Regions from separate parts of the Mus musculus genome. Here all the other regions are linked to region 3. The links are chromatin loops, found by intact Hi-C in ENCODE. Cell type or tissue: heart. All regions are shown on one strand. Links, peaks and the distances in the headings refer to the core of each region. The heading gives the core; the rest is flanking DNA. Region 1 holds the start of Zfp655 (zinc finger protein 655). Region 2 holds the start of Arpc1b (actin related protein 2/3 complex, subunit 1B). Region 3 holds the start of Ptcd1 (pentatricopeptide repeat domain 1).

What was found. Peaks named below come from ENCODE experiments on the same cell type or tissue, not always from the same donor. Only the 100,000 strongest peaks of a DNase experiment are listed, where the experiment ranks them.
Region 1: it touches region 3 in a loop (4-fold over the local background); 2 of 42 quality-filtered maps call a loop at or near these places.
Region 2: it touches region 3 in a loop (4-fold over the local background); 2 of 42 quality-filtered maps call a loop at or near these places.

What each region holds. Positions count from the first base shown.
Region 1 is chr5:145,229,263-145,239,910 of GRCm38, forward strand. It overlaps Zfp655 (zinc finger protein 655), which reads left to right and starts at 2,480. Exons shown (of 4, transcript NM_028298.4): 1 at 2,480-2,569; 2 at 4,179-4,340. The coding sequence starts at 4,205. It also overlaps Gm6287. In heart, for the core only: a CTCF peak has its summit at 5,583 (motif pointing right); a DNase peak (open chromatin) is centred at 2,439; H3K4me3 peaks cover 2,248 bases; H3K27ac peaks cover 1,729 bases.
Region 2 is chr5:145,109,692-145,120,339 of GRCm38, forward strand. Arpc1b (actin related protein 2/3 complex, subunit 1B) reads left to right here and starts at 4,565. Exons shown (of 10, transcript NM_023142.2): 1 at 4,565-4,650. In heart, for the core only: a CTCF peak has its summit at 7,391; DNase peaks (open chromatin) are centred at 4,620, 5,070, 6,920, 7,400 and 2 weaker places; H3K4me3 peaks cover 1,915 bases; H3K27ac peaks cover 2,066 bases.
Region 3 is chr5:145,162,758-145,173,405 of GRCm38, forward strand. Ptcd1 (pentatricopeptide repeat domain 1) reads right to left here and starts at 4,347. Exons shown (of 9, transcript NM_133735.2): 1 at 4,197-4,347; 2 at 2,304-2,776. The coding sequence starts at 2,750. It overlaps Cpsf4 (cleavage and polyadenylation specific factor 4), which reads left to right and starts at 4,456. Exons shown (of 8, transcript NM_001291248.1): 1 at 4,456-4,702; 2 at 7,758-7,808; 3 at 10,550-10,648. The coding sequence starts at 4,600. In heart, for the core only: no CTCF peak of the experiment used is centred there; DNase peaks (open chromatin) are centred at 2,564 and 4,364; H3K4me3 peaks cover 3,012 bases; H3K27ac peaks cover 1,953 bases.

The DNA of each region.
Region 1 (10,648 bases), core at 827-8,826, 66 kb after region 3:
TCACCAGCCCTGGTTTTTAAATGGTATGTATGTATGTATGTATGTATGTATTTTTGTTTTTTAGAGACAGGGTTTCTCTGTATAGCCCTGGCTGTCCTGGAACTCCCTCTGTAGATCAGGCTGGCCTCGAACTCAGAAATCCATCTGCCTCTGCCTCCCAAGTGCTGGGGATTAAAGGCATGCGCCACCACTGCGCGGCTGGGTTCTTCTTTTTTACACTCTTTATCCCTGGCCCCAGTTTCACCCCTTGTCACTCCATAGGCGAGAGAGAAAGATAGGGTGGCCAGAGAGAAGTTAGATTCACGGAACTCTATCTTTCTTCTTGTTTCTTCCTTGGGCACAACTACTAACAAACCACAACCAACCTACCTGAGTGACCAACAACCAACCATGCCTAGTGGGGCCCTAGCATTTATATACCCTATGAAAGTAGCCAGAATTTCAAATGTCTCACAATTGCAGAAACTACCTGCAGCTGGCAAAACTATGCTTTTGCTAGAGCCCAAGGCAAACCACAGTCAGCTGTTGTGACCAGTTTGAAGCAGCCCTATATCCCCACACCTGGGATTAAAATGAAAAGACATTTTTATAATCTCTCTCTCTCTCTCCCACCCCCACCACCCTCCCCCCTCCCCCCTCCCCCTGTATGTTTAAAGAAACCAAAATTCCAGAATTCTTTCTACAGTCTTGGAACTCACTCTGTAGACCAGGCTGTCCTGGAATTCAGAGGTCTCCCTCCTGCCTCCAGGGTGCTGGGATTAAATATGTGCACCACCACTGTCTGAGATACACACAGACATTTTAAAAAACCCTATTATGAGCCCTGAGCCCTGGTTTCTTTCTTCTTTCCTCCTCCTTTCTTTTCTTCTTCTTCTTTTTTTTTTAATTAAAAAAAATTTTGGGGTCTGGTGAGATGGCTCAGTGGTTAAGAGCACTGACTGCCCTTCCAGAGGTCCTGAGTTCAAATCCGAGGAACCACATGGTGGTTTATAGTCATCTGTAATGAGATCTGACACCCTCTTCCGCTGTGTCTGAAGACAGCTACAGTATACTCATATACATAAAATAAATAAATCCTCAAAAAATTTTTTTTTGATCAGGGTGTATGTAGCCCCGGATAGTGTAGAACTCACTATGTAGACTAGTCTGGGAACTCACAGAGATCCACCTGTCAGGTATAGACCACCACATAGGCTACCACACCTGTTGTGGGCAGTTTTTTTTTCCCTTAAGATTTATTTTTATTTTGTGTGTGTATGTGTGTGCATATGTGTGCACTGTGCCAAATGTGTGACAGGAGCCCAAGAGAGACCATCCAACCCTCTGGATTTGGAGTTACACTGGTTGTGAGCCACCGTGGGAACTAGGAACTGAGCTCCGGTCCTTTGCAAGAACAGTTAGGGCTTTTACTTGGTAAGCCATTTCTCCAAGCCAAATAATTTTTTATATGTGTATCCTTTGCCTGCATGCATATATGTTCACCTGGGGTGGTCAGCGTCTCCCATGGTCAGAGGGCATTAGATCCACCTCTAGAACCTAGTGACAGGGTTGTTAGCCACAGTTTGAGTTCTGGGAACTTAGCGAACCTTTGTACTCTGGAAGTGCAACAGTGCTCTTCAACACTGAGCCACGTCTTCAGCCCTTGGGCAGTATTTTAAAATATTTGATTTATGTAGCAGTTGTTCCTAATACTAGATAATTATAAGATTGTAAATTACAAGATTCTGAGCTTCACTAATTTCCAGGGGAACAAAATTATGGGAGTCTTGGCTTTGCATCTACTATTGCAAAAATAGTTGAGATAATCAAGCTTGAGGAGAGATTTTTGTGTCACAGTTTCAAACAGTTCTCAGTTAAACTTGCTCCCTTTGTGTCTACAGTGAAGCTGCACACAGCGAAGAACTCCTGTTGGAAGAAGTTGCTCACCTCATGGTAGGCAAAGAATCAAACATGAAGGAAAGGGTGGGACTCAAAGTAGGGCCTGACAGGAAAATCTTGGTGACCTTGGGCGAATCCTCTTGGGGAAAACGTTTGTCCCTTCCAGGCAGGGCAACACCTAGTATGTCCCTTTCTGTGGGCAATTTGGGGTCAGGCACTTCCTAGGAGAAATAAAGCCGGACCAAACCAGTATTAGACACGAGGGTGGTATTTCATCTTCTGCTTAGGAATCCTCCTGCACGCTCTTGCGGCCCGGGAGGAGTCGGGAGTTCTTTCCCAACCTCTGTCGCCCTCCTGGTGTAAGATGCGCCCTAATCAGCAGGGAGGGCTGTGCGACCTCGAGAAAGCGAAGCACAACAGCAACTAAGGCCTTATCTAGCGATGCTGCGGACCCCACCCACGAGACCGCATCCCGTGTCCGTCAGCTGACAGCTCGACCCGGGACACCCTCACCCCTGCTCTTCATCCGGGAACCTCACCCGGGACCGCCCTCCCGTGGACTTCCGTCGCCGGAAGTGACGTAAGGCGTCAGCCTTCTGGCAGTCGAGAGAGTGGCCCCGGACAGGCTGGTGCAGCTGAGCGAGGAGCGCCTCCGTGACGGGACAGTCTCCAGGCCCGCCTCTCCACCTGGGTGAGTCCCGGGGAACCGTTGTCGCGTCGCCGTGGGAGCGACCGCTTGTTTGGCCCGCGGGGCGGACGCGCAGGAGGCGCCGCGTGCGGGCTGACGGCTGTTCCCGGAGCTGGGGCGCGCGGAAGGCCGGGCTCGCGGCCCTGTTTTCCCCTCTTCCCGGGTTCGTCGCGGAGCCCGGGGAGCCGGGGTGGCCCCGTGGTGCGAACCCAGTGGCCGGGCCCGGGTGGCAGCTCGGTCTTGTGGCCCGCTTCGCCCTCTGGGGACCGAACCTTTGCCCAAGAGAGAGGTAGGCGGAGGGTGGCTCTGGGCGAGGCCTGCGGACGGGCCGGGAGCCTGGCGGAGGGCGGTGGACGGTGGACGGTGGACGGAACCCGGGCTCGTCCTTGGATCTGAAGGACACCAGGCTCCTCGCAGCCCTCCCTCGTGCTGCGCGCAGGTGGCTCGACCAGCCTGCCCTAAGGGTCTGTCTCCTAAGTGAGTTGTATCATTATTCATCGGGGCCCATTGAGTAATGCAGAACGGCCTTACCGCTTACCACATGATTCCTAAGGGGCCTGCTTTTGAGAAAAACAATGAGTAATCTTATCTGGCGTGTTTCACTGGGTCTCAGCTTGAGCCTCTAAATTACTTAGGACGCTCCATGGAAAGGTTTACGCAGTTGTACTGTGTTGAAAAAAATTCTTTTAATGGTAGCTATTTTGTTGTTGTTGTTGTTGTTGTTGTTTTGGTTTGGGTTTTTAAAAGACAGCTTTGAGGCTAACCTTGAACTTCTGAACCTCCTGTCTAAATCTTCCGAGAGCTGGGATTACACGCCCAGCGATACACACACACACACACACACACACACACATATATTTTAAACCACAGATTTGGGATTGTTCAGTAGAGTCTGAGTAATATCGAATTCTTACACCTTCCTGTTTGGGTTTTAAGTTTTGAAACCGAATGGTACTCATGTTTGTTTTTTTGTGAAGGGGGAGGTTGTTATGGATTGAAGGTAGGGCCTTGTGCATACTAGGAAGTACTCTACCCTTAAATTACAGGCATCTCCTGCTTCTGTGTTTTTCTTTTTGTTTATTTTGGTAACTTTTTAGGTTTTAAACCCTTCTTGGGCCCTAATTACCATGCACTTTACTTAATTACATTTAGAGAAACTTAAGTCTGTGGACTGTGACAACTAAAATCTAGTGGGGCTGGGTTTCTAGACAGGGTTTCTTTCTGAGGCACTGGCTGTCTTGGAATGTAGATCAGGTTAGCTCCAAACTCGTGTCTACCTGCTTCTGCCTCACCAGTGCTGGAATTAAAGGCTTGTACTACCACCTTCAGGCTGGTTTTTTTTTTTTTTTTTTAAAGTCTGCTTTTAGCTGAGTGTGGTGGTGCTGGTCTTTAATCCCAACCCTTAGGCAAGTCTCTGTGAGTCTGAGGCCAGCCTGGTCTTCAAAGAGCATCCAGGACAGCCAGGGCTTTGTTGCACAGAGAAACACTAGCTTTAAAAAAATGTCTTTTTAACAAAGTCTATCATATATAGAATAGTTTGCCAAGTCCTGAGAATATGAGATTATGGGACATTTTAACTTACTAAGCAGTTCTTCTCACTCTCACCCTGCAGTGATGGTCATTGTCCCCTGAACAGGGATGGAGGAGGTAACATCCCAAGAAGCCGCAGAGTCACCCAGGGGCCACTTCCAGCCTTTGGAGAACCAGTCTGAATGTCTTTCCCCAGAGCTTCGGTTTCTGCAGGACACGGACATGGAGCAGGGATTCAGTGGGGGTAAGGCAGAGACCACACTTTCTTCAAGGAGAATGGGAATAGTAAGGGGCCCTGGCCTGACATGAGAGAGGCCAGGGTCTTGAATAAGAAGGTGGGCCTTAGTGGAAGAACTGGAAGGGCGTGGCAGGTGTGAGTCCTTGGCTTGGGCCCTGTGGTTAGGGTAGCTAGCCTGTCTGTAATCCGCCCATCACCCTGCTCTGGCCTTGAGAATATGAGCTTCACTGCAGACACCACAACCAGAATGACTTCTAACAAAGGCTGCTTTTGCCATGTCTCACTAGCTTACCTAACGCAGGCCTCGGGGACTCCCTGGGTTCTCTTCAGTCTGCCTCCTCTCCTGGTGATCTAGTGTGATTTGCTACCTGCCATTCTTTTGCAACTTCAGTGTTCGTGAATAATCCAATTTTGGTCAAGAAAGCAACCATTTAATTTCCTGTTTGAACACAGTGTCTCTTTACATGCACAGATGTTACATCATATTAACTATCTATTCACATACATATATTAAATAGGTAAGTGTTTCCTCCCCTTGAAATAGGATCCTGCTAATGTATAGGTAGCCCTGGCTGGCCTAGTACTATGCGGCCCATGATTTGAATGAATCTTGTCTCGGCCCCCCAGCTACATTGGGAATGTAGGCATACAGCATCATACTTAGCTGCTGGTTTTATTATGTAAGAACTATGTCGTAGTTCTTATAGATCAGCACCAGTGCCTGAAGGAACTTGTATGTCAGCAACACAGATGGAGTACCATTATGTGGAGGGTACTGTGTGGGACATTGTTGGAGGGTGTAAAGGATTGTGAGGAAACATGACTGTTTTTGTTTCTACAAGCCGCACACAATAGCTTGCAGAAATAGTGCCCAATAATAACATGAAGGCAGAATGATGTTTATAGTAAATGGTATCTGGAAAAATGTCAGAAGTTTGCTGAAGACCCTGGCCCTATCATCAAATCCTTCAACTTTTTTGTGTTGTTTGGGTCTCTCTGCATAGCCCTGGTTGTCCTGGAATTTGCTAGGCCAGTCTGGCCTTAAAGTCAAAGAGATCCACCTGCTTCCACCTCCTGAGTGCTGGCATTAAAGGCTTACACCACCACACCCAGTCCCCTTCAACTCTTCTTCAGAGCCTTAATGTAGAGCAGGTTGGCATTGGACTGCTATGCCTTGGTGACTGAACTTCTGATCCTTCTATATCCACCTAGGTGCTGAGATTACAGTTGTGTGACACCTTGCCCACTAGATGGTGCTGGGGATCAAACCCAGAGCATCATGCATGCCAAGCAAGCACTCCACCAACTGAGCTATGTCTTCAGGCTTCTTTTTGCTCTTGTTTCTGGTTTTTGAGACCACATTTTTCACTCTGTAACCCAGGCTGGCCAGGAAATGCTGTCTGTCTGTCTGTCTGTTTTGCTTTGCTCATCACAACAGGTATAATGCTTGCCCTTCTATAGAAGGAATGTCATGCCATGAGGATTAAGTGCGATTCCTAGTAAAGTCCATATTACAGTCCTCAGTCTGTGTAAGTAGGAGCAGCTCCCAAGGAGGAGTGGGCATACCTGAGACCTGGTAAATGTTGACTTTACTGGAACACTGACGTGAAGGAGGATGCAACAGACATACCTTGGGCAGGAGAAGTGTTCTGAAAAGGGAGCCCTGTGGAGGGGCTGCTCTCACTCTTGGCTCCTTTCTCCTCCCTCAGCTCCACCTGTTCCCCAGGTGCCTGCTCTTCCCCATGAGGGAAGCCCAGGAGACCAGGCAGCTGCGCTCCTGACAGCCAGGTACCAGGTGAGCTGAGGGACCCTCTGCTTTTCCTCAGGGTTTCTCGTTGCTTGAGTGTGGCCTCTCTTTCACCCCATCTGTTAACCCTTGCCTGGAGTCTTTTCAGTAGCAATTTGGGAACAGATCATTTTCAGAGACCTGGATTTGACAGATAGAATTTTTCCATCTCCACTATCATCTTTGTCCATGAGACTGTGATGGGCACTCATGGGATTTGTTCTCTTAAGTTCTAGTCTGTTCTCTCTCCTCCCCAACATAAACAGCTACTAGACGTCCTCTGTGTCATGTTCATTCTCTGGCCATGGTGCTATAGTAGCCCATTCCTGAGAGCAGCCAGAATTATTATTTCAGGAGTTTGTGACATTCGAGGATGTGGCTGTGCATCTTACACGAGAGGAGTGGGGATGCCTGGACCCTGTTCAGAGGGAGCTCTACAGAGAAGTGATGTTAGAGAATTATGGAAACGTGGTCTCACTGGGTAAGGACCCTCCTGTTGATCAACTTACCTGTTTGGATTTCTTTCTGAGTAGGTGTGAGGTTTTTTAGGTAGTCAGTAGAGTGTGCCCAGTTAACACAGAACCTCTCAGCCCTCCATCTTTAAGGTCCTTTCCTTGGGGGTGGGGGTGGAGGTAAATTGAAGGTTACTTTGGGTTATCAGGAGGAGACCGTTATCCTTATCCCCAGTTTGTACTTCTTGCTTTTGTGGGACATCAGTTTCCTGTTAGGAAAGAGAAACTTGGTTGTGCTTTGGCTAAATTCTCCCTTTCTTTTCTTTTCTCTCCTCTCTCCCCTCTTCCCCTTCCTCTCTCTCCCCTCTCTCTCTCCCCTCTCTCTTCTCCCTCCCCCCCCCCCCTTTAAATAGTCATAAGGATCTTCCCAACCCCTAGCTGGACTCTGTTCTGATCCCTTTGTGTATCTGAGATATTTTCCATTAAAGAAATACATTTAAAAGACAGGCTAAAATCTCTCTTGATGATGAGTCTCACTTTTTTGAGATTCTCAAACTCTTCTCCAAACAGGCAGGTTTGAGAGACTTCATTTAAAGGTGGGACTCACTGTCTGCCATTGGAGTGCATCACCTAGGTGGTGATCCAAGTAACCGTAACCCAGCACCAGAAGGCTCAGGATGTCCCCTGCTGTCTTCAGACACACCAGAAGAGCGCATCAGCTCTCATTACAGATGGTTGTGCACCACCATGTGGGTGCTGGGATTTGAACTCAGGACCTCTGGAAGTGCAGTCAGTGCTCTTAACCACTGAGCCATCTCTCCAACCCTAGGCTAAATTCTTAAATTACGATTCCTTATTTTAAGGATACCTGAGATTAGGCAACCTATAGTGTTGTTGAGAAATACCCCTGAGGAGGGACAGGGCTGTTGGCAGTCTCCTTGAGCTTTGTCATCTTGTCTGCTGCCCTCACTGCAGTTTTTTAGCCTGTCTTTGATCTTGCATACACTCTTTGTGTATTTACATCTATAACCTCCGCCCCCTTCCCCACCTATTTTTTGTTTTTTTTTTTTTTGTTTGTTTTTTTTTTTTTTTTTAATTTTCCTGATTACATGCTAGATTTAAGACATTTTCTTACATGTGGGAGACAGTTTACTCATTGGCTCATTGGGAAGGTTTTTAGTATGTTTTCCATTCCTGGCTCTTTGATCTTTATAGGCATACTTCTCCGCCTTCCCACCACCCGGATTCATTGTGTGAATTCCTGCCCAGCCCTGAGTCATACCCAGGCAAGTGCTTTCTCTGGAGAAACACTTGCAGTCCTTACGGCAGGAATCACCAAGAGATGGCCCAGGGATCGGCTTTCCATCGGGAGTGCTCATCCCAGCACGGAAACTCCTTTTCCAAGATTGTAAGATATCATACTTGGTTGATGGAACATATGTTCCTTGGGATGCCACCATTATGTAAAGTTGCTGCTCCCTCCCTAAGTGACATTTGGTGAATCTCTAACATGGAAGCCTTCCTTATGATCACGTGCATTTGGAACTCCGTTCATTCATAAACCACACTTGGTGGTCAGCTACTTGTGTGAAATGCCACAAAGCTCACTCTTTTCAGTTGCCATCTTTTCCTGTTATTTTAGAGTAGGGATCAGATGCTGTGTGCTCTTTCTAGCAGTAAGTATAGCCTGCCCACTGTGATGCCTCACTGTGTGACCTCTCACTTGTGTGACCCCCAGACTTCTCTCATGTTTGGTATCATTTTTTTCTTCCTTTAAAGTCCTGTCTTCTTGTACCTGATTTGTTGTGGTACCAAACCAATTGCTGTATTTATATTACCTTTCCTATTAAGTGTTCTTAATGCTGTCTTTGATAGAGGGGAAGTAGGGGGGACAGAAACTAAATAGTTCAGGGCATCAAAATGGATGTATTTTTAAAAGCTTTGTAAATTGTAAAATGATCTATATAATTGTAAACTACTGTTAATTTTACCTAATACAGAATTTCCAACAGTTCACTTGTGTACTTTTTGTAGTAAAGAAATTTTGTAGTATTTTAACTCAAGCTTATAATATTCTACCAAGTGGAACTTTACCTCATTTTATCTTGTCATCTTTTCACACACAAAGGACACACATACATGCATACCCGCATAAACTATAAGAAACCCTCCTACACTACCCAGCTTGCTTTTGTGACTGAGCCAGCACATCCTTAGCAACTGTTTTAACATCCTTGGGAATTCATTTTATCTTTGTGGGTCCACCATACTTCATTTGAAATGTAAGGTTAAATTAAGTGTTTACTAATTTTATTTAGTGTTTGGGGTTAAACATAAGACCTTTATAATTCAGTCCATGGCTTAGTCTCTTTTTTCCAATTCATGTATTTCCCATGGCTGTATTTGTATTTATCACAGGCACCAAAAGAGTAGTCCCTTGATTAAATGTTTGCACTAGGCAGCAGTAAATAAATAAATGGCTGAGTTTACAAAATGCTTGATGTCTTGGAGACAACAGTAATTTCCATAGAATATGTCTTACTGTCATGACTCCTTTCTGTTCGTACCACATGCTATGCATATCTCGTTTAATCCTTGCTATAACTCAACAGTAAGCAGAGGATGTTACTCTTTAAATAAATAGCTTCCTTTAAAGCCTTTAAGCCTGGCACGAGGGAGACAGGAGCAAGCAGATCTTGAGCTTGAGGCCAGCCTAATCTGTATTGAGTTCCAGGACAGCCAAGGCTACACAGAGACACTTTATCTCAAAAGCAAAAAACAAAGCAAAGCAAAAAAATTTTAAAAAGTTACATTCTTTATTAATTCAAAGGGAGTGTGCACACCACAGCTTGCATGTTGAGGTCAGAGGATGACTTTCTAGTCAGTTCTCTCTTTGTGCTGTGTGGGCTCTGGGGGTTGAATCCAGGTCGTTAGCTCCTTTACTAAGTCCGCTCACTGGCCACAGAGGAACTTGAGGCTCTGAGAAGTTAGGCTTGGGACCTGCCTCTCTGCCTGTAGCACAGTAGGTCCAATCATGTATGACATTAAAAGTCTTGGGTTCGTTTGTTTTTAAACCAGGCATTCTGTAACTCGTATAGACTAACCAGGCTTCCTCCTGAGTGCTGGCATTAGAGGTATGGGCTGGGCCAGGTGTGGTGATGCACAGAATTAATCCCAGCACTTGGGAAGAAGAGGCAGATGTATCTTTCTAAGGTTAAGGCAAGCCAGAGCTATACAGTGAGACTTTGTCTCAAAAACAAAGGAAACCAAATGAAAAACAGGTATCCTTCATCACCAGGCCTGACCCTCATGACTTTTTTTTTCCCCCTTGAGACAGGTTCTCTATGTAGCTCTGGCTGTCCTGGAACTCACTCTATAGACCAGTCTGGCCTCATATATTTAGAGATCCGCTTGCCTCTGCCTTCCAGGTGCTGAGATTAAAGGCTTGCACCACCACAAACCGACCTCATATCACATTTTACACTGTGAATATTAATTTATCATGCCAGGGATGTAAACCCCAAGCCTTATGTGTGGAGGCAGCTGTTCTAATGAAGCTTAGCAGTACTTTCTTCTGACACAAAAGACCCAAGTTAAGTGTCCAAAAGGTGGTTGACTACTTAAACCTCAGCTGGGATTCAGAAACAGTGAATGTCATCCATGAATCTGTTCATATCTTACTGATTTTCCCAAGGTCCATATTTTCCAGCCCATTGCCCTTAAAACATATTTTTTAGATTATTTTATTTTATGTCTGTTTTGCTTGAGTGTATTTGTACCGTGTTCATGGTTGGTGCCTGTGGAGGTCAGAAGAGGGTGTTGAATACTTTAGAACTGGAGTTATAGTGAGTTGTGCACCACCATGAGTACTGGGAGTCAAACTGGGGTCCTCTCCAAAAGCAACAAGTACTCTTAGCATCTGAGCCATCTCTCCAGTCTCTGAATGCCTTTTTTATAAAATTGGGTAGCTGTTATGTTGACAGGTATAAAATTAGCACTCTGTAAGCTATTTTTAAGTATGTTGTTCAAAAGAAGTGCTGGCTGTATTATTAGTGCTGGCGGATCATTATTAGTGG
Region 2 (10,648 bases), core at 1,866-9,865, 52 kb before region 3:
TCCAACTGGGCCCTGGCCCCAGGTCCTGGACAGTAGTTTGCATTCCACTAGGGGCTGGTTAGCAAGGGTCTCAGAGGATGTCATGATCTTTACAAAGACAGTGGCCCTTCTGATGACTCATGGCAAACCTAACTGTCTCCACGAGAGAGTTGTAGCAGCGGCACCTGAGTGCTGGCCTGCTGGCCCTGCCTTCTCAGCTCCCATGCTACAGCCTCCTTTCTGTGCCCCTGAAGACGGGAGCTTCTCTGTAAACACAGACTTGTGGACGTGAATATGCCAGAACAGGGGCTGACTGCACACAAGACCTCTGTAGAGCTGCCTTCAGCCCCACTACACTTGCGGGCTGACAAACTCACGTCCCCACAGAAGGGAGTGACTAGCCAGAGCCCCAGCAGTAACCACTGGGCTAGGCATGCTCCCTACTGGGCAAGGATAGAGATCTTCTTGCCTCGGCCTCCTGAGTGCTGGGATTACCTACCAGGATCTGGAACCTTGTAAGGAACACACCAAAGGGTATCCACTCTAGGCTTGAATTTCACAGTTGTCCGTGGAATATCCTGACTGGGAAGATGGGCTGTGCAGCTGAGGGCCCTTGAGAACTGTGCCGGGATGCCATGAGCTGCTGGTGGACATCCCTGCTCTGGACCTTTGCCCACTTTACACAGAGGTGTGGTCTTGGGTGGCTGGAAGTTTCTCTTCTGTCTGGCTAACAGTTTTCAGGCTGTGTGTCTTGGTGTCAGGGTCCTTGTTTATGCCCTTGCAACAAAGAGGACATTATATCTGGAGCTGCTGAGGAAGGTCTCCCACTATCTTGACCGGTCCAGTCAGCTGTGCCTGGGAGGCAGCAAGGCTGATGCAGGGGGTGGGGGAGGGAGAGCTGAGAATCAGCAGCACATGCTAATGGAAGATGCTGTGCTGGCCCCACCCGACTCCCTCCTCCTAAGTGACCTGCATGAGGCTACATTTCTGGGAAACCAGAGATGCAGCAGAGATAGGAGAGTGGCTCATCTTCGTTTACAAGGCACTATGTGCGCACATTCCCGGAAGAGACAGACAGCTCTCCAAGGTGGCGTCCCCCAAGCCCTCTTCTCCAAAGATTTGCTTCACTTGAGGTCATAAAGCTCCCTCTCGATGGTGCACCCTGTACTGACAAGCAAGCGGGGAGCCCAAGGCAGGAGGAGTTTGAATTCTGGGCCAGCCTGGGCTATAGACCCAGAGGTGGAAGGTGGAGTGATGGGGGTGTGGGGGAGAGCTTTGCAGTCTGAGGTTTCCTTTCTGTGTTAGTTTTTATTGTATATTTATTTATATTGTATCAGGGATGTGCACAGCACAGTGCACATGTGGAGGTCATATGACAACTGGCAGAAGTCATTGAACCTTCTGAACCTTCTGTTTTTAATGGCCATGGCAACTGACACAAACAAGGGGCTTGGAGAGATGGCTCAGCAGTTAAGAGCACTGGCTGCTCTTCCAGAGGACCTGGGTTCAATTCCCAGCACCCACACGGCCGCTCACAACTGTCTGTAACTCCAAGATCTGGCACCCTCACACAGACATACATGCAGGCAAAACACCAATGCACATAAAATCAAAATAAGCTTTAAAAAAGGGAAGAAAGGGCTGGAGAAATGGCAGAGTGCTTGTTTTGCAAGGAGCCAAGTTCCAGCCCTGAACCCACTTTAAAGAAAAAAAAAAAAAGCCAGATGTTGTGGCACATACCTTTAATCCTACGAGGCAGAGGCAGAGGCAGAGAGGCAGAGGCAGGCTAAGAAAGTCTACACGATGAGTTCCAGGACAACCCGGGCTAGAGAGGGACCCTATCTGGGGAGGAGGGGGTGCTCATTGGTTAAGATCATTTGCTGCTCTTGCAGAGGACCTGAATTTAATTCCCAACACCCATACAGTGGCTCTCAACAACAGCGACTTGAGTTGCAGGGTACCTGATGCCTGCTTCCAACCCCTGAGGGTACTGCATACACTTGGAGCACAGACATGCAAGCAACACATCCACGCACATAAAATAAAAGTAGATTTTCTTTAAAGAAAAAGAAAAGCTATCTGGCCATGGTGGCACACACTTTTAATCCTAGTACTCAGGAGGCAGGGGCAGGCTGGTCATTGTGAATTCAGGCCAGCTAGGGCTACACTGAGAGAACCTGCCTCAAAAATGAACAAAAAGTGGCATAGTGACATGTACCTATGATCCTAGCACTGAGGGTGAAATCAGGAGGATCCCTGGGGTGCAAAGTTCTGTCAACCTAACACACTCTGTGAGAAAAACTCAAAACACAAGCTGCCTGAGGAAGACTGACCTTTGGCAAACACACACACACACACACACACGCATAGAAGCACACTTGCATGATCTGTGTTTCCTCATGGCTTCAAAGTTTTCAGTCTATAGTCACTTGGCTCCACAGCTTGTGGCAGCACAGAAGGGTGAGGTGGAGGCCAGCTACTCACCTCAGAGCAGCACCTCACACCAGACAGAGTGAGCAAGTCAACACTACCTACAGTGACTTTCTTCTCAAGAGGTGCAAGCTCCTACCATCGCATTCAGAGAAGAACTGAATAGACTCACCCTCTGTGAGGGGCTAGGGTCTGTGTGGCTCAGTGCATGTGTAAGGTCTTGGGTTATACCCACCATCATAAAGCAAAACAAAACAAAACACCTGGTCCATGAATCTTAACCCTCTTGAAAGACGCTTGAGCTTAAGCTGACCAGAGCTGACCAGTGAGTGCTCTGGTTTTCTCTGCAGGATTGTCTTGTCCTATGCTCTGCTCTGAGGACTCCCCTCCGCTTGAGGGTTACTGCCCTCCAGGCATACAGCTCACCCAGAGGGGCTTCTCTGTAGTGGGCCACTTCCTAGAGTCCTGGGCTTGGTTTTGCTTTGTCCATCCTCTGAAGACACTGGGTCACTTTAGGTTACTACCCCGGGACAGAGAACTGTAGGACACCACAGGCGTATGGAGTCAGATCACTCAAGGCCTCCTGGGGCCATTGCTGGGCTTTTATGGAGCTGAGCGAGCACGGACAGATTGCCAGCCAGGGATGCCCTTGACCCACAGGGCTACAGATACAAACCTACAGGAACAGCAAAGCAGGGGGCGCAGGATCATGGCTCCTCTGTGTCTGTGGCAGGAGGATGACTCGTGGAAACCTGAGCTAAATCTTACTGAGCTGGGTGGGTCTGGTGGCACGGGGAACTGAGGCAGGAGAATCACAAGCTCAAGGCCTACGTAACTTCAAGTCCAGCCCCAGAAACTTAAGGAGACTTAAGTGAAGGCTGGGGATGTAGCTCCGTGACTGAGCGTCTGCTGTGTGTGCAGGGCCCTGAGTTTGAATCCCAACACCATTATATATGTATATGTGTGTGTGTGTGTGTGTATACACACACACACATATACATAATCACTGAACATGGGCAGGGTGTTCACTGCAGCAACTGCTCCAAACTTAGAGTATTTTATTACACCAGGCATGATGATGCACTGCTTTAATACCAGAACTCAGAACTTGGAGACACAGACAGAGGCGGATCTCTGAGTTCAAGGGCAGTCTGGCCTACAGAGCTAATTCCAGGGCAATCAGGGCTACACAGAGAAACCCTGGCTCAAAAAAAAAAAAAAAGTATTAATTTATTTACTTACCCTGCGTGTGTGTGTGTGTGTGTGTGTGTGTGTGTGTGTATGTTTACACACTCTAGTTCACTATGGCTGGCATGTGTGTGGAAGTCAGTGCTGGGAGTTCAATTCAGGTCCTTAGGCTGGGCAGCAAGCACCTTTGCCATCTGAGCCATCTTACTGGCCCATTTCTTTGGTTTTTTTGAGGCAGGGTTTCATGTAACCCAGGCTGGCCTTCATCCAGCTCTACAGCCAAGGGTGAACTCGAATCTCATCTCTCTTCCTCCATCTCCCCAGTGCTGGGATGACAGGTGTGGGTTATCACAGGCACCTCTAAGCCAGAATTAGTGATACAGGAGATTGCTGGGAGTCTAGAGAGGAGCTCTCAGAAGGTGGGAGGCACAGCAAAAGGAACTTGAGACGCACCTAACCTGGAAGACCCTTGACCCTGGAGCATCATCACCTGACTGCAAAGCTACTCAGCAACTTGGAGGGAAGTGTGTGGACTTCCGAAGCGAGAAGTCACCTGGAGTGGCAGTGCTCTTCTTCCTGGACGCCAGCGACTCTGCCATCTTTGGGACACAGAGTCTGGGGAACCACGGCTGGGGTGCACCTAGAGTGCGAGGGGCGGGGCAGGAGTCATTAAGTTGCGGGGTGCCTGCGTGTGGCCTCAAAACCTTTGAATTCTTGGTTGCCCGATCTCGGGCTTCCGCCCTCTAAGCGCCCCCCCCCTTCTTCCAGCCTCAGTTTCCCCATTCAGAAAGTAGTTAGGGGCAACAGCGTGCGATCTCCGAACGAATTCTGGGCTGAGCTGGACTTAACTGAGGTCCGGGCGGCTTAGTACCCCGAGGGGTGGGCGGGCCCTGAGATCTGGCCACAGCCGCCCGGGTCCCGCCCCCGGTCCCTGCGGGGCTGTGCCCGAAGGCCCCGCCCCCCGCCCACGAGGAAGTGGCTGCGGCGCTGCGCGGGTCTCAGAGCCGGTTCGGCGCGTCGACTGTCCAGAGTCCGCGGCCGAGGAGACCCGAGGTGAGGGGCGCGGGGTGGTCGCGAGGTGTGTGTGGTGTCTGAGGCCACCTAGAAGTCAGGGGACTCGAGGCGATGTTCGACGGTGAGGGGGATGGGGATGAGAGAGGAGTGGAGAGCCGTGTGCATGGGGGCCTGGTGGGGCTCCCGGCGAGGGTGGGGCTGGCAAGGAGCTAGTGGGGGGCGGCGTTCTGGGGATGCGGGGCGCGGTGGGAAGAATCGCAGAGATTCCCCGCGCACTCGACGCCATCGAGACGGCACAGCCCCAGCCTCGCGCCCCCTCTCCGCTTTCCTGGCCCCGCTTTCGATCCCCGAGACCCGTGTCGCCCCGTTACTTTGGGCGCAGGGCCCCACGCTCAGTCACTTCCCCCTCGGTCCGCAGCCTTCCGGGTTGTTGCGACCGGGAAATGAGCTAGCACCCCTGCCCCGCCTCATCCCCCAGTGACCATACCCGGCAGGGGTCCAGGTTCCTGGTTCCACCCAGCTTGGGCGAGCGGACCCTGGCGGCTCGAGGGGCACCCAGCCAGGCCACCCCGGACAGGGCAGGTCCCGGTGGGGCCCGCAAATAGGCTGGAATCCTGAACTGGGAGCCAGCCCAGGTGCTGGCCATGAAGCTTGTTCCCGCGAGGCAGCTCCAGCCTGGGGCGGTGTGGCTGCTGACGCAGTCGAGCCACCTCGCCTCTCTAGAGCTCAACTTGCCTTGCCTGGAAAATGGGGACCTTCCAGATTTGGAGGCTTAGCTGCCAAATGTGGCTAGTACACTTGGCAGAGTGCCTGCTTGTCTGCTGCTGCAGACCTTATTTCTGCACTCCTTTGAACCTGGCCTTATGAGGTGGGAGGGTGGGGTGGGGTCCGAAGCTGCAGCCCTGCGGGGCGACTTGGAGGGAACAACTTCTTCACGTGGACAATAAAAAAGGAATAGATTTACCACGTGGGCTTCTACTGTAAGAGAATGTGCGGGGCTGGGAGATGGAGCATTGAATAAAAGCACTGACAGGGGTGGAGTTGGGGAGGGGGAATCCTGAGGGTCTGAGTTCGAATACCCCGACACCCATGGGCACTCAAAGACACACAATGAAGCGTGCAAGGCAAAGGTCTGTGTGAATGAAAATTTATTTATTTATTTTGGTTTTTCGAGACAGGGTTTCTCTGTATAGCTCTGGCTGTCCTGGAACTCACTCTGTAGACCAGGCTGGCCTCGAACTCAGAAATCCTCCTGCCTCTGCCTCCCGAGTGCTGGGATTAAAGGTGTACGCTGGTGATTCTTTTTCACTCTGGGTTGTTTTGTTCTTTTAGGCAGGGTCTCCTCCTTTCCCCTGGACTCGGGTTCTCTCTCTCTCTCTCTCTCTCTCTCTCTCTCTCTCTCTTTCCCCCTCCCTCCCTCCTCCTTCCCTCCCCCCAGGCTAGCCTTGAACTCATAGAGCTCTGTCTCCTCAGTGCTGAGATTAAAGGTGAGCACACTTCGGGATCTTTCAAATAACAAATAACCCCAACTAGAATTAAAGTATTTTGTTCTGTCTTGGTCCCAGGGCCTTGGAACTTACTAGGCAAGTGCTCTACCAGTGATCCAGCCTCCTCAGTGGTATGTGGGTTTTTCCAATCTGTCACCCACTGATATAAAAAGGGTTTTCTGTAGTAAGGCAACCCTAAGAAAGAGGGCTTTAAAAGTTTGCTTTTTCAAGTTACTAAGGTCATCAGTGTTGTTCTCTTTTTAAAGATGTATTTTTATGGGTTGGGTGCGCGCGCGCCCACACACTTGAGCCCTGGGGTGGTGGAAAATGCTGTCCCCTGGAGCTAGAGTATTTATTTGGTGGTTGAGGGCTACTGGAGTTCTCTGCAAAGAGCCTTCTCTCCAGCCCCACATTCTGTCTGCTCTCATACAAGCTGTTGGAATTAGAAGTTAGCACGCGGCCCTTCAAAGGCATGGAACAGATGAGGGTCTCCCCACAGCCCTGCTAGCACCGAGTCTTCTGTGTTTTGGAGAAGTTTTTGTTTTGGTTCTTTAAACTGGTGTTTTACGATATTTTAGAATTTATTTAATCTGTTGCTGGATTTGACTTTCCCTCATTCAGTAAGTCTTCAAGGACAGTTTAGAGGAGGGGGAAGAAGAGGAACTGAGGGTTTGGAGGGTTGCTCACACCACCCAGGCTCCTACCCACAACAGGAAGTTGAGTAAGGCTTAGCACCATAAAAAAGAAAAAAAAAAACTGCTGCTGGCTGTACTTAGCTGAGCTCCCAAGCTAGGCGGGGACTTCCTGGATTGCCTGTGGAGCCAAGGTTCTCGCTGCAGGCAACTCCCGGCTTGGCTTAAGTCTCAAATCCAGCCAGACTGAGTGTGTGATTCAAGGAAACACAGCCAAGAAAAGCCAAGGGGCCAGGGCGAAGGATATTTATTTATGTGTGTGTGTGTGGGGGGGGGTAGGGTAGAGGACAAGTTAGAAGCCTTAATTGGTTCCTTCGCTCCTGGGTCCTGGGGATCAAACTCAGGTCATCAGGCTTGGCTGCAAGCGCTTTTACCCGGTGAGCCATCTCACCAGCCCCTTACCTGTCTATCTGCCTGCCTACCTACCTATCTAATCTGTCTGTCTGTCTGTCTGTCCGTCCGTCCGTCCATCCATCCATCCATCCGTCCATCCATTTCTATCAATCACAGGTTCTCCCTATGAAGCCCAAGCTGGCTTCAAACTCCTGATCCCACAGCCTTAGCCCGCTCTGTCTCCGATGTTCAGCAGCGCACCCTGCTGGAGAGTTTTAACCCAGCACTCTTGGAAGGAACTCTGGGACCCAGGCACTGGAAGAATGTCCTTGGCAGCAAAGGGGCCTGAGGCTCTGGCTGGCAGGCTTAGGAAGGGAGCTGCGTAGGTCCTCCCCAGCCGAGGGTGTCCTGAGGTAGAAGCGTCTGGCTTTTCTGACCACTTGTTCCATTAGGAACACAGAGGGCCTCTCCCAGTTGTTGATACATCACTGTGATGCAACCAGGCATTTTCCTCGACACAACATTCCTTGATACAGATAGCAGGAGTGTGGAAGTCATTTAGCAATGGTCAGGAAGTATCCCCAAGGGCTGGGGGTGTGGCTCAGTGGTAGAGCCTCTGCCTAGAATCCCCCAGTGAGGGGCTGGGGGTGTGGCTCAGTGGTAGAGCCCCTGCCTAGAATCCCCCAGTGAGGGGCTGGGGTGTAGCTCAGTGGTAGAGCCCCTCCTTAGAATGTACAAGGTTTGGGGTACCATCCCCAACAGTGTAAAAGAAAACAAACAAACCAAAAACCCCTCCGTTTCTCTTGTATATGAAGCTGGCCTCAAATTCATGACCCTCCTGCCTTAGTCTGTAGAGTGCAAGGGGTTACTGACCGGCCTGTGCTACCAGGCACAGTTTAAGAATTCACGTCTATGGGGCTGTCAGATGGCTCAGCGGCTGAGAGCTTCTTCCAAAAGACCTGAGTTCAAGTCCCAGCAACCACCTGGTGGCTCACAACCATCTGTAATGGGATCTCATGCTCTTTTCTGGCACATGGGTGTATGTGCAGATAGAGTACTCATACATAAAATAAATAAACCTTAAAAAAAATTCCTGTCTAAAAAAACTTAGCATCATGCCAAAAATCCTAGTCTTTTATGTTTTGGAGCATTCTCAGGATAAAAACTCCAAGTCGCTTTGGAGACCCAAAGCACCATTCAGTGCCCCTTCTAGGAATTTCAGAGAAGCAGTCCATTCCTCAGCATGACAGCTCCGTTCCACACTCCTTCCCTTGCCCCTCCCAGCCCTGGGTCGACTGGCAGGGAGTGACCCCGTGTGGGCCATGCTCCTGGGAGAACAGAGACCCAGCGCTGTGCTGGCAGGAGATGGTTTGGAGCCAGACAGGAAGTTTGATTCAGGCTCCCCCAGGATCTCTGTGTCCCAGGCAATAATAGAACAGGAGCAGGTTTTGCAGTCCCCCTGGGCCACCTCTTTGACAGATGAATGAGAGAGAGGTCTTAGGGTGTGGCTCAGCAATAGTGTACAGGTCCTGGGTCAGATCCCAGCAGTACCAAAATAAGTAAGTAAAAATTCTCCTCGGCTTCCTGCGTGCCAGGGTTACAGGTTTGTATCGACACCCACACACCTCTCCCTGTCTCTCTCCCTCTGCCTTCTGCCTCCCCCTCCCCCTGAGAGAGACAGACAGGATCTCACTGTGTAGCCCTGGCTGTCCAGGAACTCTGTGTAGCCCAGGCTGGCCTTGTACTCTCTGAGATCCACCTACCTCTGCTGTGAGTTCTGAGTTTTAAAGGTGTGCCCACTCTGCACCGCTGCAGTGTACACGAAGGTGGATGACAGGCAGTGGGTGTCATCCCTGCTCCTCCCCTTTGGGTGGTCGGGAGCACTGCTAGTTGGGTTGCGTTTCAGACATGATGAGAAGATGATTCCCCTACCCATCTGCCTCCCTTGTGCTGTCAACCCTCCTGCTAAAGTGTGATTGGCTGGTAGATGTGTGTGAACCGTTTACCTGGTCACCCTATGCTTCTGGTTAGTGTTAACCAGCTTTTTACTGCTTCCATACACAACCTTTAGGTTCCAGGGAACGGGTCAGGGCTCCCCCAGTTGTCTTGAATTATCCACTAAGACACATGGAGCCTGCTGCTGGGGGCAGCATAATATCAGGCACTAGGAAGTCAGGTTCTGCCTCCAGACTACAGCCCTGGACTTCCACTAGAATACAGGCGCCAAGCAGAGCTCAGCTGCTGGGCTTTTTTTTTTTTGGTTTTCGAGACAGGGTTTCTCTGTATAGCCCTGGCTGTCCTGGAACTCACTTTGTAGACCAGGCTGGCCTCGAACTCAGAAATCCGCCTGCCTCTGCCTCCCATCAGCTGGGCTTTTGAGTGGCTTCTAGTTGAGCTGTGCCCTGCTAATCTGCCTTATGGATTAGGCTGACTTCAAGCTTCCTCTGCTAATCTTTTTCTGTTTCGAGATAGGGTTTCTCTGGGTAGCCCTGGCTGTCCTGGAACTCACTCCATAGAACTGGCTGGCCTGGAATTCAGAGATCTTCCTGCCTCTGCCTCCTGAGTAAAAGGCATGCATGTCCTTTTGGGGTAAAGCCTTTTGTAGAAAAGGGAGCCCTATAAGACTAATAAAGCCACCAATAATAGAGCTATGATCCAAACTAGAGGTTCTAGCTTGGATCATTAAAAAAAAAGAAAAAAAGATTTTATTTTTAATTGTGTGTCTGTGGGTATGCACATGTGACCGCAATGCTTGTGGAGGCCAGCAGAGGGCACCAGGTCCATCAGAGCATGAGTTACAGCCGGTTGTGATGACACAGATAGTCTTGCTTTCTGTTGGCACAAGTGTCCTATGCCACCCCAGGAACTTTCTAGAATGTCCCTGTTGTATCTGGAATTGAGGTTTTCACCTCTAAGGAGGAGATGGACAGGCCAGGGGCAGGGCTCACTGGGGAATGCCCTGTGGAAGGTTCTTGATGCAACCGAGCTGAGATTGAAAATGGCCAAGAGCAGGGTGGGGCCAGAGCAGGGTGTGTCTGTGTCTGAGTGAAGAGCATTATAGCTGAGGGAGCATTCTGAGCATAGGTCTGAGGCAAGAGTGTGCCCATGTGGCTCACCGTTAGCTTGTGGGGCCAGAGAGGGCATTATGCATTTTGTGGACTGAAAACATGGCTTGCCAACTGGCTTTTTTTTTTTTCTTAAGATTTATTTTATGTATATGAGTACATTTTCGCTGTCTTCAGACGCACCAGAAGAGGGCATCAGATCTCATTACAGATGGTTGTAAGCTACCATGTGGTTGCTGGGAATTGAACTCGGGACCTCTGGAAGAGCAGTCAGTGCTCTTAACCGCTGAGCCATCTCTGCGGCCGCAATTGGCTTCTTCTATGCTAATCTTTCATAGACTGTTTTTCTGTTTACTTGTCTGTGTGTTCACGTCTGCGCCACGCATGCATGTGGCGATTACAGAACAACCTGAGGGTCAGGTCTCTCCTCCCATCACATGGCTCCCAGGGATTGAACTCA
Region 3 (10,648 bases), core at 987-8,986:
TAAGACTCTAGCTACAAAATGAAGCAAGGGGGTTGGAGGGATGGCATCAACTAAGAGCACAGAAGCTTCCAGAAGTCCCAAGTTCTATTTCCAGCACCCTTGTCAGGCTGCTCATAGCCACGTATAACTCCAGCTTCGGGGGATGTAACGATCTCACGTCTATGGAAAAACAGTGTTGGGGTTGGTCCTGTGCACTGTGTATTCAGATGCTGAGCTCTGTGCTCTAAGATCAGGTTGCAGTGTGACTTGGGCATTGTATTGACCAATGTGCTGTGAAGAATGCCCCCAAAGGTCTCTGATTGGATAACAAAAGGCGAGTACCTGTGACTGGGCAGCAAAGAGGGAGGTGGGACTTCACATTGAGTAGAGGAGTCTAAGGTACGGACCACAAGGAAAAGGAGAGGAGAGTGAAGGTGAAGGTCACCATGAGGTGGAATGGACCATGAGCACCAGTAGCAGGCCCTGGGGACACACATGCAACAAAGCAAGACTCAGGTGGCAAGTAATGGGGGATTTATCTGGTTATAAATAGACAAGTTGGGTTATAATAGTCTCAGAACCTGCCCGGCAGTTTAGGCTTGCAGCTGGTTAATAAAAATGCCAGGTTTCGGGCTGAAGAGACGGCTCAGTGATTAAGGACATGTGCTATTCTTGCAGATGACCCGAGTTCAATTCCCAGCATGCACATCAGGCAGCTAACTCCAAAGGATGCTCCTAACTTCAGGCACATGGACATATTACATACATACACAGATAGACATATAAATAAATAAGAATAAAAATATTTTTAAAAATACCAGGTCTCTCTGTCCTTTATTTATGAGCTAGGTGGGATAGAGTGGGGCAGAAACTCACTTCATCCTAGCACTCAGAAGGCAGAGACAGGTGGGTCTTTGAGTTTGAGGCCAACCTAGTCTACAAGGTGAATTCCAGGACAGCCAGGGCTACCCAGAGATACCTTATCCAAGAAAAAAGACAAAAATAAAGTTTAAAAAGTATTTTAAAAATAACAAATAAACCGGGTATAGTAGTTTATGCCTTTAATCCCAGCAGAGGCAGGTAGATCTCTGAATTCAAAGCCAGCTTGGCCTATATAATGAGTTCTAGGACAGCCAAGAATGCAGAGACAGAGATCCTACACCAAAAAAATAATAAAAACCAAACAAATAAAATAAGCTAGATCCACTACTATGTGTCTGTAATCCCAGTACTTGTGAGTCAGTGGCCTCTCTGTGAGTTCCAGGCCAGCCTGGGCTACATAGTGAATTCCAGTTTAGCCAGGGCTACACAGTTAAGATTGTGAAAAAGGTATAAAACAATAAAATAAGCGGGGTACTGGTAATCCCAGCACTCAAGAAGGGGAGACAGGAAGGGTGAATGTTTTAGGCTGTCCTGAGCTACAAAGTGAGTGCCAATCAGCCAGGGCTACCCAGCAAGACAGCCTTGAAAGAATGAAAATTAGTTAGAGCTGGCAACAGTTTAGAGGTCAAACTGTTAAGAGAAGAATAAGTCATGAGCCCAGGAAATGTGATACGGACAAGAAGACTAACGGGATTACCTCCATGTACTGAGTTAAAGATAGGTAAGGGGCTAGCAATATGGTTCAGCAGAGAGAGGCGCCTGCAGCGCAAGTGACCAGAGTTCGATCCCTGGGCTGTGCATGAAGGTGGAAAGGAAAAGCCAGCTCTATACGTCGTCCTCTGGGCTCCACATGTGCACCGTGGCACACACACTCACACTTGCACCCAGACAGCAATAACAGAGATCCAAGGACTGAGTAATGAACACCCCAGCTTCAACAGCTGAGAAGGCTGCACTGCCCCACATAAAATGCCAACCCAGCAGAAGGAAAACCCCAAGGTTCTCATGTAAAATGCCTACCTGTTTACCAGTTCTCTTAACTCCCTGCCTGCCCTCCGCTCAGTTTCCAGCCCAGCCTCTTCCTCCCTCAGTTCCCCAACAGTCTGCTTAAACATTCCCTTCCCAGTAGTTTCCCCAATGCTAGCAGCTCCAAGCCATAGCAACTGTGCTAGCCTATCTGCTCAGCTCAGCTCAGCTCAGCTCAGCTCAGCTCAGCTCAGCTCAGCTCAGCTCAGCTCAGCTCCTCCTGGCTCCACTGTCTGACAGTGTCTTCACTAACTGCCTTCTCACTCTGCTAGTCCCCACCCCCGGCTTTATATACATTTCCTATCCCGTTCCCAGAAATCCAAGGGGCATCCAACACTGAAGGTCATAGGGTTCTCCCAGCTAAGAATTCTTAAAGGGCCAGGGACACAAGATGAAATCACAGCACACTCTCAGACCTTTCCTTCCTTGATCAGACGTTTGCACTGAAAGAAGTACCAGTACTGAGTGTTCCTCCGGCCCCGCCACGGTCTGGGCTCCAGTTCTTCCTCCTCACCACCCTGTTCCTTGAGCTGCAGGTTGTAGAGCTGGGCCGTTGACTTGTGGAATATCCTCCGGGAGGAGAATTTGCCAGAGAGGCTCCCGAAGCTCTCTTCCTCTGCCTCCTCCTGGGGAGCCACAGTGCTGAGCTTACTGGAGTCAGAGCAGAGGCTGCTCATTTCCTTCTGGTTCCCGCTGCCCAGGGGCAGCGGGGAGGAGGAGCCGCAGAAGGCAGCTCTCAGCCGTGCAGGTCCCTCCCTGCCTCCTGTCCATCGGGTTGATCCAACAAGATCCAGGTGTTGAAGGACAGACAGTCCTATGGGGCGGGGACCGGAAAAGAGCCGGGAGAGTCTTAGGAGGTCCATCGCTGGCTGCCTCGAGCCCCTGCAGCCTGAAATCAAGAAAAATAAGGAAACCGCATCAGACGCCATATAAAAAGTCAGAAAGGAAGGGCTGGCGAGATGGCTCAGCGTGCTCTCCGAAGGTCCTGAGTTCAAATCCCAGCAACCACATGGTGGCTCACCCATAATGAGATCTGACCCCCTCTTCTGGTACATCTAAAGTCAGCGACAGTGTACTTACATATAATAATAAATAAATCTTTGGGCTGGAGTGAGGGGGCCTACTGGTGCAAGCAGGGCCTACCAGAGCGAGCAGAGGTCCTAAAAAATTTCAATTCCCAACAACCACATGAAGGCTCACAGCCATCTGTACAACTATAGTGTACTCACATACATTAAATAAATAAATAAATAAACAAACAAATCTTTTTTAAAAAGAGTCAGAAAAGAGAGACAAGTTTACTCAGAGGGTAGGCTCTGAGTTAGGAAGACCTGGCTCTGTGCAGGGTGGGGAGTGGGAGATCAGTCAAACTTACTATCTCAGCTGGGTAGAAAAGAGTCAGAAATTCAGGGTCACCCTCAGCTATAATGTCAACTTCAAGACCAGCCTGGGCTTCATGAGATTGTCTTTAAAAAGTAAGAGTAAGTCGTGATGGGCCATGCCTTTAGGCCCTGCACCAGGGAGACAGAGGCAGGAGAATTTCTATGAGTTCAATGCCAGTCTGGTCTACAACTGTGAGTCCACGCTACTCAGGGCTACCTAGAGATCCCCAGTCTCGACAACAACAACAAGAGGCTCAAGAGGGTCTCAGCAGATAAAGGTGCTTACTGCAGAGCTCGGTGACCTGAGCTTGATTCCTGAACATACTTGGAAGGACTTGTGGTACAAGCTTTTCCCTAATCTGCACTCGAGTGGTGTGGAAGGCACATATATGCACATGCTCCCTCTCACAGAGCTACACCCTCTCACCCTCGCATTCTATTTTTATTAGGCTGTGCTGGGCCTGCTTACTTTGAAGCCCTTTAATAAAAAAACAAAACAAACAAACAACAACAAAAACAAGACATAATAACAGGGAAAAGAGGTATGACGGTATTTTGAGGCTTAGCTCTACTAGGTTGACTCGCTCTCCAGGGTCTCATGTAATGCAGTCTGGTCTTGAGCTTCTGACCCTTCTGCCTCCACTTGCCAGTTAGTGGGATTACAAGTCTGTACTAACACTACCGGCTTATGCGGTGGTGGGGCAAGCACTTTACCAACTGAGCCACACCTCCTGCCCCCTTACCCGACTTTTAAACGTCTGCATTAGAGCTACACCCACAGAGAGACCTGGGACCCTAGGTCGCCCCTTGCTTCCTCTCCCCAGGCCTTTAGATCCTCCGTTTTCGCATCTGAGCTTGGACAAAGTCCCTCAGGTCCAATTTCCACCCGGCTTCCGGGTTTCCTATGAGGGTTGAACAGAAACTCACTCTGAGCGTTCTAAGCGGCGAGCCCCTAGTGAGACGTCCTCAGAGTCGAGGGACCGCGGCTCCAGAGACAGCGTTCCTGCCCTCAGCACAGACTACGGAGATCCCGCGCAGGCGCACTTGCGTCGCCGCCTCTTGTGTAAGATACAGAACCGAAAGAAACAGGCGATCGGTCGGCGGCTAGTCAGGCCTGAAGGAGTGGCCGGACTCTGAGCTCCGTTGGCTGAGTCTGGATGGGAAAAAAGGGCCGGCGCGGGCTCCAGCGCTCCCGGCATCCCTCGCGGGGCGGCGGCTGCGGCGGCGGCGGTGGCGGCAAGCGAGAAGGGGACGGGGAGAGGTAGCGTGAGTTGCGGAGAGCGGCTGAGAGACCTGAGGGGGAGCTGGGCCCGAGGCCGCCGCCGCCGCCATGCAGGAAATAATCGCCAGCGTAGATCACATCAAGTTCGACTTGGAGATCGCCGTGGAGCAGCAGCTCGGGGCGCAGCCGCTGCCCTTCCCCGGCATGGATAGTGAGTGCGGGGCCCGGCGGGTGGGTGGGCGAGTCTGATTCTGACCAGAGGTTACCCCAGCCCTGGGCCCTGGAACCCGGGACCCTCGCCTAGTTCCTCCGCTTCCGTCCTGGGACTTCCCGGTGTCACTTGAACTCGGGGAGACCTTTCCTTGGATCCTTGATCCCCGGGGACTGCTCCGTGGCAATCCTCGGGACAGCAGGACTGTGTCGGTTGTTCGCGTAATTCTCCAGTGAACGCGTGTCATCCTGAAGTGGAACTGCCTTCTCCCATCCTGCTCCAACTTCAGCAAAGTCTTAGAATGTCCCCCATTTCCACCTCTTAGCGTGCTCCTCTCTACTTTCATCAGAACTAGGCGGTAGAAGAGTCTGAGTGTATCTGACTGTCGAAGACTCCAAGTAGACCCTCATATTCCAGGCTTGCTTTAGTCTAGCTCCTGGGAAATCCTTCCCTGTCCTGGAATTGTCCGTTTTCCTCACTACCCCACCTCCGGGTCACCTGTCCCAACTCAGGCCCCCAGCGAACCTTTAGACCGAGCTATATTTACTGTCCCTCTTCATGTGATGAGATGGTTTTCCTGTTCTGGTGGGATATATCTTCCGTTTGGGGGAGCTGCTTCAATTCAGACAGAACTGTCCTCTTTGGCCAGGTCGTCCTTGCACATATGTCTACTCTTTGTTGTTGTTGTTTTTCGAGACAGAGTTTCTCTGTATAGCCCTGGCTGTCCTGAAACTCACTCTATAGATCAGGCTAGCCTTTTAAGCACTAGGTTTTTACTCAATTTGATGGCACTGCCTTGAGACCATGGAACATTTGTGTGGGGCAATAGATCCACAAACCTGTGGAGGCAAGTGTGCACTTGAAGTAAAGATTTGGGTTTCTTTAAAAAACACAGAAATAGCCGGGCAGTGGTGGCGCACGCCTTTAATCATGGCTCTTAGGAGGCAGAGGCAGGTGGATTTCTGAGTTCAAGGCCAGCCTGGTCTACAGAGTGAGTTCCAGGACAGCCAGGACTACACAGAGAAACCCTGTCTTGAAGGGAAAAAAACAAAAACAAACAAACAAAATCCAGAACCCAGAAAACTACAGAAATAGGAATATATTTTTATTTTAATCCCAGATATGGGATCTGGGGCTGCTTCAGATTTTCCATAGCAGCTGACTATGATTTGCCTCATTCCTTAGCAGGAGTGTGATACTGCCAATGGCAGATAGTTTTTGCCATTGTGTGGCATTTGGAATTCGGAGGACTCTTAAGAGGGTATATAAATGCTAGGGCCCCAAGAATGTGGGTTGTTGGTTGGTTGAGAGTTGTTAAGTAGTTGTGCACAAAAAAGGAACAACAAGAAATTAGATACCCTGACAGCAAAGACCAAACTTGCTCCCTAATCATCCGGGAGCAGTCTAACAATGACATCACCCCCTCTCTCCCTTCCATCCTTTTTTTCTCACCTATCTAGTGTTAGGGGACTAGAAGGGTGGAAGATAAAAGAACCCACAAAGTAGCCAAAGTCTCCCTAGGAGAGCCAGGGATGTGCATAGCATGGGTACCTCCGAAGCTCAGGTCCAGATTTGGTAGGTGCCTTGCTGGGCCTTGACATACCCAACACAACCACAAACAAGAAGTGCGTGCTGAGGCACCTTCCATTGCAGCCACTCAGTGATGGCTCTTGCCTTTAATCCCAGCACTCAGGATGGAGGGACAGGCAGATCTCTGAAACTGAGGCCAAGCTGGTCTACAAAGCAAGTTCTAGAATAGCCAGGGCTGTTACACAGAGAAACCCTGCCTCTGGGGAAAAAGAAAAAAAAAGAAGACAGAAGGAAATGGTGTTTCTGGTTTTTGTTTTATTTTGGTTTGTTGTTTTGGTTTGGTTGTTTTCTTTTATTTCTTCTTTTTTTTTTTTTTTTTTTTTGAGACAGGGTTTCTCTGTGTAGGCCTGGCTGTCCTGGAACTCACTCTGTAGACCAGGCTGGCCTCGAACTCAGAAATCCGCCTGCCTCTGTCTCCCAAGTGCCGGAATTAAAGGCGTGTACCACCACTGCCTGGCTGGTTTTTGTTTTTTAAGTTTACTGTTTTCTGAAAATCCACGCTGATACATCAGTGAAAACTATTTATGAATCCAAGACTTGTTCTGGTGAGTTTCTGGACTTGCTGACTGCTGCCACATGCTGGCTCTGTAGATGTGCTGCCCTCCCAGAGTTGGCTGTGTTTGTGAGGATGAATGGCCTTGCACCTATGTAATTCTATGTAGGTGTCACATATTAAGGGCTGGCCTGCTTGATCTTCCATTATATTCTTCCACTAGGCTAATGTCTAAAGAGGCCCCTGCCTGCTCTGTCATCTTCCCTGCTCAGAGGCTCAGCTAGTGATTTAGTTATTTCCTGTGAGACCATTCATTCCTTCTCTCTGTCTCATACTAATATACTTGTAAATTAACCCCCATGGGAGGGCTGAGCTGGGGGTAATTATTCTCTGATCTTGTGTTCCTTCTTACCTTCTCCACCCATTCTTTTTTTTTTTTTTTTTTTTTTTTTTGTTTTTGTTTTTTTTTTTTTTGTTTTTCAAGACAGGGTTTCTCTGTATAGCCTTGGCTGTCCTGGAACTCACTTTGTAGACCAGGCTGGCCTCGAACTCAGAAATCTGCCTGCCTCTGCCTCCCGAGTCTGAGTCCTGGGATTAAAGGCGTGCACCACCACTGCCCAGCCTCTCCACCCATTCTTAAATGTCTTGAAAGCTCTTGGCTTCCAGGAGGTTTTGAGATGTTTAGTCCCACAGTGAAGTCACATTTCACGAGTCTGACTGAAACAAGTGGCTTTTGCTTTGAGACAAGGTCTCACTGTGTTGCCCTAACTGGCCTGGAGCTAAATGTGTAGCCCTGGCTAGGCTAGAACTCAGAGCTCTGCCTGTGTCTGCCTCTGAGTACTGGGATATCCCACCATGGCAGGCATGGGCTTTGTGGTTTTTGCCAGCTCACTACATCCTGCACTAAAGGTCCTAAGAGTCCCCTCCATTGGTACCTAGCTTTAGTTGATGACTGGTTCTTTCCTTTTACAGAGTCGGGGGCTGCTGTCTGTGAATTCTTTTTGAAAGCCGCCTGTGGCAAAGGTAAGAGACCCTTGACTTCCTCACACCCTTCCTGAAGTACCCTGTGTTGTTTGTATTTTGAGGTTAATTTTGTTTCTTTAAGAACGGTTGTTTTTGATGAGCAGTCTATCATGTATTTAGGTGATTTTATGTGAGGTTTTTTTTTCTTTATTCGGTCAATAAAGGTTAGAGCCTGTGGTTGGGCAGTGGAGGTTCGGAAAGGTGGGACTGGAGGTTTCAGAGTGGGAGCAGGTAGAAAGGAGAAGAGGACGAGAAGGGAAGGAGAGAGGACTGAAGAAGAGGAGGAGGAAGCCATGATGGAGCAGAGCCATGTAGCCAAGAGAAACCACAAGTAACAAGGGTCTTATAGCTGGTGAGTAAGTTAGTATGGTATTAGATCTGCCCAATGTACGCTTATAGCTTATAATTATAGTAACTAGATTGTGTGTTTTTTACATGGGCTTATTGGAGTTGGAAATTCCAGCTACACCCTGGCCCTACTTGGCCCTCTAGCAGATTTCCAGGCCACTGGGTATCTGCCTGTATTACATTCAGTTGTATTATATTGAGATGAGTGTTCCTAAGTGAAGCCATGGCTTAGATAGGCTAGGAGGACGTTGGACTATGGTACCCAAAACCTAAACACAGACTGAGCCTGCCCGGCTTAAAGGTTGCCTTCTTTTGTTACTTTTCCTTCCCGTGGAGAGGAGGGCATACAGGCTTTCAGGGGCTTCTCATGGTCTCAGAATTACACGTAGCCATGCCCAGGGGCTGAATACAGACTTTTTAATTTCAGTGTATGCAAGCTAGTGAGCTTCCTAGTCAAAGACTGGCCAAGTCTTTCTTCTGGGGCCTCAGCAGAGGCTATGTGAGCCTAGCCCTCCATTGATTCGTAGGTGTTTGTGAGCGGGGCCTTGTGTGTCAGGTGCTTGAACAGGAAGCGCAGGTGCAGAGCAAGGGTGCTTGGAATGGATGGACTGGGAACAGTGAGTTTGGCCTGCACAGTGCAGTGCTGCAGAGTGCTGAGGCAGTAGACCTCGGAGTGGAGAACAGCTTGACCTCATGGTCTCTGGTCATGACATCATTCTCTCTCTCATTGGCTCCTGGTCTCATTCCCACGTTTGCTCAGCTCTCCTGCCTTCTGACTGTTAGGTAATTACACAGATAGTAGCAGGCTGGGCCCTGTTGGGTTCTGTTTCTCGAACCTTAGTAGTATTAGTGAGACTTAAGAATCCCAAAAGGGAACCCCAGTTTCCTAGGTAATATGTGCCACACACTATGAGGCTCCCAAAATTCCACCTCTTGCTACGAAGGCACTCTTAGTTCATGGCACTATTGCCGTCCCGTAGCCAGGAGCCATACATACGTGCTGACCAGTTACAAACGTTAAAGTGTAGTTCCTCAGCCATACTGCTGCTAATTCAGATGCTCAGCAGCCACATGAGACCAGTGGCTGCTGTCCTGGAGAGCGAAGGTGCAGAGCATTTCTTCCCATTGTGGCCAAAAATTCATTTGGGCAAGGCTAGTCTCACCTTCATTAGTCACAGACTTACTCTCAGCAGCCCTTTCAGCAGTCATGGCCGGCTTCCATTACATTCGCAGAGGGTGGCTCTCTCCCATCTGGGTGGGACTCTCCCTGCTGCAGGACACTGCTCCTGCTCATGTCTGTCACAGCTCTACAATGGTAAAGCTAACTGTCTTCTCGAGGCTGCAGGCACTTTGCATGGGACATGGCCTGCCTGGGGTCCAGGGTTCTGCTAACGGCTCTCTTTATCCTGTGAGGCTTACTCTTTTGCCATCCCTCCACTTTTTTATTTCTAGTACCCATAGACCACTAGAAGTGTTTGGTTTGTTTGTTTAAGGAACTAGTTCACCCTCCTACCCCTCTCAAGGCTTATTATGTATCTCTCTTAATACTAATGTCTGTGAAATTATGACATGATATTTTAGTGTTTTGTTGTTATTTTTGTTGTTTTGAGACAAGTCCCTGATGTGTGGCCCTGTGCCCTGGAGCTCACTATGTAGCCCAAAGTGGCTTTAAACTCACATAGATCCACACTGCCTTTGTCTCTGGAGTGCTGGGATCAAAATGTGTGCCACCATACCTGGCAGTTCTAGTTGTATTTTTCCAAAATACTTTAAACTCAAATACATGGCTATTAAATGTAAAATGACGGGCTGGTGAGATGGGTCAGTGGTTAAGAGCACTGACTGCAAAAAAAGAAAACAAACAAACAAACAAACAAACAAAAAGAGCACTGACTGCTCTTCCAAAGGTCCTGAGTTCAAATACCAGCAATCACATGGTGGCTCACAACCACCCGTATTGAGATCTGACGCCCTCTTCTGGTGCATCTGAAGACAGCTACCGTGTACTTATGTATAATAATAATAAATAAATCTTTTTTAAAAAATTTAAAATAAGGCTAGAGATGGCTCAGTAGTTAAGAGCTGTTCTTCCAAAAGACCCAAGTTCAATTCCCAGCACCCACATAGCAATTCACAGCCACCCGTAACTGCAGCTTCAGGGGACTTGACGAGCCCCTCCCCTTTTCCGGCCTCTGCAGACACTGTAGGCACATGTGGTACACAGACAGGCCAAACATTTGTTTGCTGGTATTCTGCCGAAATCCACTTGCCTTCTCCAGAGACACCAGCTCTGTTGGTTTCGGGTGGTTCAGAGACATGCAGGGTGACAGCTCTCCAGCTTTCCCTGGGTCCATTCCCACCTGAGCCTGGATCTCTCTTCACTCTTCTGGCAGGGGGCATGTGTCCATTCCGCCACATCAGTGGTGAGAAGACAGTTGTGTGCAAACACTGGCTGAGAGGACTGTGCAAGAAAGGGGACCAGTGTGAGTTCT